Regions from separate parts of the Mus musculus genome. Here region 1 is linked to region 2. A link is a loop called in an ENCODE intact Hi-C map of the cell type or tissue named here. Cell type or tissue: left cerebral cortex. All regions are shown on one strand. Links, peaks and the distances in the headings refer to the core of each region. The heading gives the core; the rest is flanking DNA. Region 1 has its middle 170 kb from the start of Gm11981. Region 2 has its middle 99 kb from the start of Adcy1.

What was found. Peaks named below come from ENCODE experiments on the same cell type or tissue, not always from the same donor. Only the 100,000 strongest peaks of a DNase experiment are listed, where the experiment ranks them.
Region 1: a loop joins it to region 2, with 2.6 times the contacts of the local background. A loop is called at or near these places in 2 of 42 quality-filtered maps.

What each region holds. Positions count from the first base shown.
Region 1 is chr11:6,888,165-6,891,082 of GRCm38, forward strand. No RefSeq gene overlaps it. Among named protein-coding and RNA genes, the nearest start is that of Gm11981, 170 kb to the left of the region's middle. In left cerebral cortex, for the core only: no CTCF peak of the experiment used is centred there; a DNase peak (open chromatin) is centred at 1,658; H3K27ac peaks cover 282 bases.
Region 2 is chr11:6,963,299-6,966,216 of GRCm38, forward strand. No RefSeq gene overlaps it. Among named protein-coding and RNA genes, the nearest start is that of Adcy1, 99 kb to the right of the region's middle. In left cerebral cortex, for the core only: no CTCF peak of the experiment used is centred there; a DNase peak (open chromatin) is centred at 1,360; H3K27ac peaks cover 1,092 bases.

The DNA of each region.
Region 1 (2,918 bases), core at 211-2,710, 75 kb before region 2:
GGTTGGAGACTGCTCATTCAGCCAGGGACCCTTTCGGCAGTCAGGCACAGCTGATGTCTTGCAGGGGGTGGGGGGAGAAGAAGAAGTTCATCACCGTGGAAGGCTTTGAGTTGTATAGATTTGCCTTAACTCCAGTTAATTTTCTGTTTCCTGCTTGTCGTTGAAGATGTGAGCTTCTTTCTTTCTTTCTTTCTTTCTTTCTTTCTTTCTTTCTTTCTTTCTTTCTTTCTTTCTTTTTTTATACACAGGGTGGGTCATAAGGTTCTGCCATTTCTGAGCACACAGATGCAGCTAACAATTGCTGGGTGGGTTTTTTTGTTGGTAGTGTAACTATCTATATGTTCTGATGCTTTTTACCCATTCTCCTGTAAACAACCCTAGTTAAACTTATTGTTTCACCAAGCCAGACTTGAGTAGAACCAGTTCTTTGGCCTGCCTTTGCTATGCAGTCTGGGGTAATATATGCTTGTTTCTACCTAATCAGAAAGTCACCCAACGTGAAAACCCAGAGGGCAGCCTTGCTGGAGGAACTACTTCACTGAGGTAGGCTTTGAAATTATACAGCCCCAACCTGGAAGCTTCTCCCAGTTGTGGCTTCCCCTATATTTATGTGCCATTTCATCAACTGACTGGCTAATAGGCCAACCTGAGGCTTAAATAATAGGCTTCCAGAGACATGTCCTCCTGGCGTCCATGGGGAGAACAAGGCACAGAGGGAGGCTGGCTGAGCCCTGGTCTTTTGTGTTGGTTATTGCATGAGGCAGGTGCTTCTGTCCTCCCCATCCTCCCCATCACCTTCTTTAATCTCCTTCCCTCTTGATTTTCATCTCTCGGAGGTAGCAGTGCCCACGGTGGAGCATGGCAGCTCACTTGCAGATTGTGTGTACAAGAAGTCAGGACTGGGGACTCTTGCCTATGTACTCATTAAATTAATGCTCACCTCAGATAGAAGTTTTTTCCATGCTTTCTGAAGCCTGCCAAAGTCCTTGAAGTTTCCTCTCATAGGTTCTATCTTGAGAGTTTTGTCTAGCCTAGAAGGCGTATTTTAGGTTTTCCTCCCATCTTAGACGGTCTTACAAACTTGATGGATGCTCTTGCTAGGCTAAGCATGCTAGTGCTGACATGGCCTGGAGTAGCACCCAGTGGTGGTGGACTGGAGATTTCCCATTAGGCTAACACTGGCTGCTAGTTAGTGTACACTGGAACTGCTAGGGGCGGGGGGAGGGGCGCAATCTAGAGCTTTAGATGAGCTGGAACCAGAGTAAACCGCTTCCCCCTTTTGGTGAGTGGTCTGTCTTTTAGGAAAGACCACAGAAGGCTACTCAAAAACACTCCTAGGGCTAGCTAAATAAACTGGGTAGGGGAGCAGGGCGGGGGGAGGGGGGAGGGTATAGGGGACTTTCGGGATAGCATTTGAAATGTAAATGAAGAAAATATCTAATAAAAAATTGAAAAAAAATTGTAGCCACATGCATATGAACTCAAAATAAACTGCAATTTCCTGCTGATTCCTCTTGCATCATGTCACGAGCGTATGGTGAGGGGAGTCGTGTGTGGCTGAGCTAATTACCAAGACCATATGGTGCGGGAAAACCAGGCAGTGTTATTAAAAACGCCTCTTTGCTCCTGCTGGAGCTCCTGAGACTCTTCTACAGGATGGCAATTTTGGTAGCTGTTGATACTTGAGTAATGTGACTGTCCATGCATATTTTTAGACTTCTTTGCCACCAGGCAGTCTTCAAACATATTCTATCTGCTGATCCCAGTGCTGGGTCTAAGGAGGGATCCCATGATTGGTTCGTACAAGCCTGGTTCTCAAGACTCTTCCACAAATGTGAGTTCTGTGTCGGACAACACATTTCCAGGATTCTTGGTTCCTCCCAGCTGGTTTGACAAATCTCTGTAGTGCAAGCACCAGGTGCCAGGTGCACATGGCAGGAATGTGCAAAGTGGCTCACCCTCAGGTCGATCAATGTCTTCACTCTTCACACACACTCTGGATTCTCTGTAACATGGATATTGTGTGGCAGAATTAGGCTTCACCCAATGCCTCCTGTAATGCAGTAACCAGGGATCATGGGTCAAAGCAATTTTGCAGCCACAGTGAATATACAGGCTGTGTTACCTCTGGAGCTGTTTGTTACCTTTGTCAGGATGCATTGAGGCTATGAGCGGAGGGCTGTCACTGAGGCCTTATTTAGTTGTCATGGTGCCCTGTGAGAGATGGTGTCAAGGTAGAAGATGTGGCAACTGAGGGTCAAAGAAGATCAATAATTAGATTCACACTCATAGGTGAGCAGCTCAGAGGTGGGCCTGAGGGAGCCCGCCTGAAAATGAATTATTTATTCTAGCTAGCCTGTCTAAAAGACACGGAAACTCGGTATTTTATTTACAAGCTGTAAGCCTAGATTGGGCAGGTTTTATGCTATTCACATCATGTGAAGTCACATGTGATATAATTCATCTATATCCAAACCATATGTCCCTCGTTGCTTGCTGTTTGAGTCTTGCCCAGGCTGCTTCTGCTCCATCAACTTGTCCTCAGGGTGCACTTTTCCTGGCCATGTGCTCATGATGCATCATCTGGCTCCATGGTGGCCTCCTCCTCTCTCCATCTTCTTCTTTCTTGCTCTTCCCTCTCGTCCCTCCTAAGACCCCTTCTTCAATTCTCAAGTTCTACCTTCCTCTCTCTAATGCCCAGCCATAGGCTCTAGCCTTTTATTAACCTATTGGCTTTAAGTTGGGAAGCAAGGTCTACACAACAAAGGCCGGTGGATGTGAGAATGCACTCTTCTGGGTGGAAGCCAGATCTTGGGGTTCAGGATTTGGCATCTGTATACATAGGCAACAGACTGACCCCCACTTGCTCACACATTTTGGCTGTGCTGTTTTCAGTGACTTCCATTTGCTAACTTGAA
Region 2 (2,918 bases), core at 324-2,823:
CTTTCTTTCAGCAGTGGTTACCAGGATGTTTGTGTGTTGGGGGAGGGTAGGTAGATATTGGACAAAGGATACGAAGTAGCATAGATGTTGGATAACAGGGTCAAATACCTAGGGCCCAACACAGGACTGTAGTGGTTTTTCATTCCCAACTTTTGCTGAGTACATGGTATCTATTTTCTTCCTACAGAGGAAAGGAGAAACTGAGAAGATGGATATGTTAAATCCATATAGATTACATAACAATAATATATATTACTCTATATAATCTTATAATACTGTGTTGCATAGCTTAGATGTACACAAACATACTGACTTTAAGAGTAAACAAAAGTAAAGTGGAGGCCATCCAGATAAAACCAAATGCACTATGGACTTTTACGTGATCTCTCAAAGTGTGGACCACTGAAGGGATCTCTTCAGCCTACATTCCTTGATCATTAGTGAAATTCACATTCCATCACATACTCATGAGTCATTTGTGCTTTCCTAGGAACTCGGCTTTCCAGGCAGGCCCTTTGACAACTTAAATAGTTGTTAGATTTACTTTTGTTAACAGCTTCCACAAAGTTTTTATATAGAGGAATTTGCTGTCTTGGTCCCAATGTTATCTGCATTTTTCTCAGTGTTTACCTTAGGAATCCTGGAACTAGGGCGATGGCTCATTGGTTAAGGGCAACTTACTGTTCTTGCATCAGACTTGAGCTTGATTCCTAGCATCCACGATGGGTAGCTCACAGCCATCTGTATCTCCAGTTTCAGGGAGATCCAGTACCTCTGGCCTGTGGGCACTCATGGTATCATGTACACACACACACACACACACACACACACACACACACATACACAAATACACACAAATACAATAAAAATAGCTGTTTTAAAAGAACATTAGATTTTTTTCCCGAAGAACACATCTGGGAACATTAACATCATGGTACAGACATTCACAGCTTCCTGTTCATTTTGGCTGGTGCTATGATCTGAATATTTGTGAAGCTGAGGGCCCGTGAGCTCCCTCCCTTTCTTTGTTCTTCTGCCTTTTGAGGAAACAATCCTGAATCCATTCATGCCTTTATTGGGCTTCCTAGCCTCCAGAACCAAAAAGAAATTTCCACTAAATATATTATCCAATCCATGGTATTTTTGTTACAGCAGCTGGATGGACCAAGACAGCTGGGATCACAAGAGTGCTTCGAGGCCCTTTGGATTCAACAGAGAGCTCTAGCACATCATTTTGAAAGCCTCACTGCACCTCTCTCTGATTTGGCTGAGCAGTACAGAAACCAGATTAAACGTGGGTAGTCTGAGTTACCCAGAGAGAATATCATGTGCTCCTTTTAATTACTTGTTACTTAACAACTTGATCTATTTATGCTTATAAGAATCAGGTGGTGCCAATCTGGTTCATGAAAAAGCCACTTGCTGGAGTTCCATGTAATTGCACATGGCTAATTACATAAATCAGCTATTTGTGTTCCAAATTGACCTTTGAAAGCTGCTCCAACTCCTCCAATTGTTCCCTATCAGCAAATAGAATTAGACCCAGAGAATACAAACTGCCTGAAATAATCAAAGGCCCACCATGTTGGTAAAGCTGGGCTTTCTGCCAAAGAGCCCACACTCGAGCCTGACCAATCTTGCTCTTTGAAGGTGGGGGATGACTACTTCTACCTTGGCGGATTCAATGTGTGGTCACTTGCTGGTAAGACCACATACATAGTAAATGGCCACAGATTGGGGGCTTAACCCACAGACACATTTTCTCAGCTGTGGAAGGTCAAGGAGTTGTCCTTCTCTTGGCTTGTGGATGCAGTGTGCCTATGTCCTCCTGTGATTGTCTCTGCCTGAATGTCTGCATCCAGGTCTCTCCATCTCATAAGAATACCCAATCACGTTGTATTAGGGTCTACCTTACTGACTTCATTTGACTTAACTATCTCATAAAAGACTATCTTTAAGTACAGCCATTGTTATGGTCTGAATATGAGTGTCTCCCATAGGCTCATGATGATCTCTAGACCATCAGTTGGCAGTGCTGTGTAGAGATGTAATGAAAGTGTTGGGAAGTGGGACCCAGGTAAATGAATGAGGCCATTGAGACTTTGACTCTGAATGTCCTACCTGGTTATAATCTCCTACTCTCACTCTTCTGCATCACCAGATGTGGTAGGTGCTTAGCAGATGCAGACTGAATGACACATCTAGAAAATCAAACAGGGAGAGTGGAATATTGACCCACTGCCTCAGCTCCTCTGCTCTTGGCAGTCATGTGCATTTGGTCTGTTTGTGTGTGTGTGTGTGTGTTGTGTGTGTGTGTGTGTGTGTGTGTGTGTGAAATGTATGATGGGTAACCTTTATTCAACTTGATTGCATTTAGAATCGCCTAAGAGATACATGCCTAGATGTGTCTGGGAAGGAGTTTCCAGAAAGAATTAATGGAGGAAAGAAGCTACACCCTGTAGTGGAAGCATCGTTTAATGGAGTTGGAGGTTAGTCTGAGTATAGAAGGAGGGAAAATGAGAAATCCAGCCGAACACTGGTGTTCCCTTTCTCTGCCTCCTGTTTGGTGTCATGGACCAAGCTGTTCCTGCCATCAAGTTTTCCCACTATGATGGACTTTATGGTTCAAGTGATTAAGCCTTTCCTCCCAGAAGATGCTTTTACTTTTTTTTTTTTAATCAGTTACCTGGTTCCACAATGAGAAAAGTAACCAATACAAAATGAACAATTCATGTCATATGGGCATCCACATGCCCATGTGAAGTGTGGCTTCTGATCTTGAGTCTCTCACTAACTTTCAACTGATCCTAGGGAATCGTCTCTCCCACTTGGATGAAGGAGATGCTGGCCTCTGAGTCTCCCACAGTAGTGACAAATTTTGGGATTGTCCTCTTGGAAGACTGGGTCTCCCGTCAGGT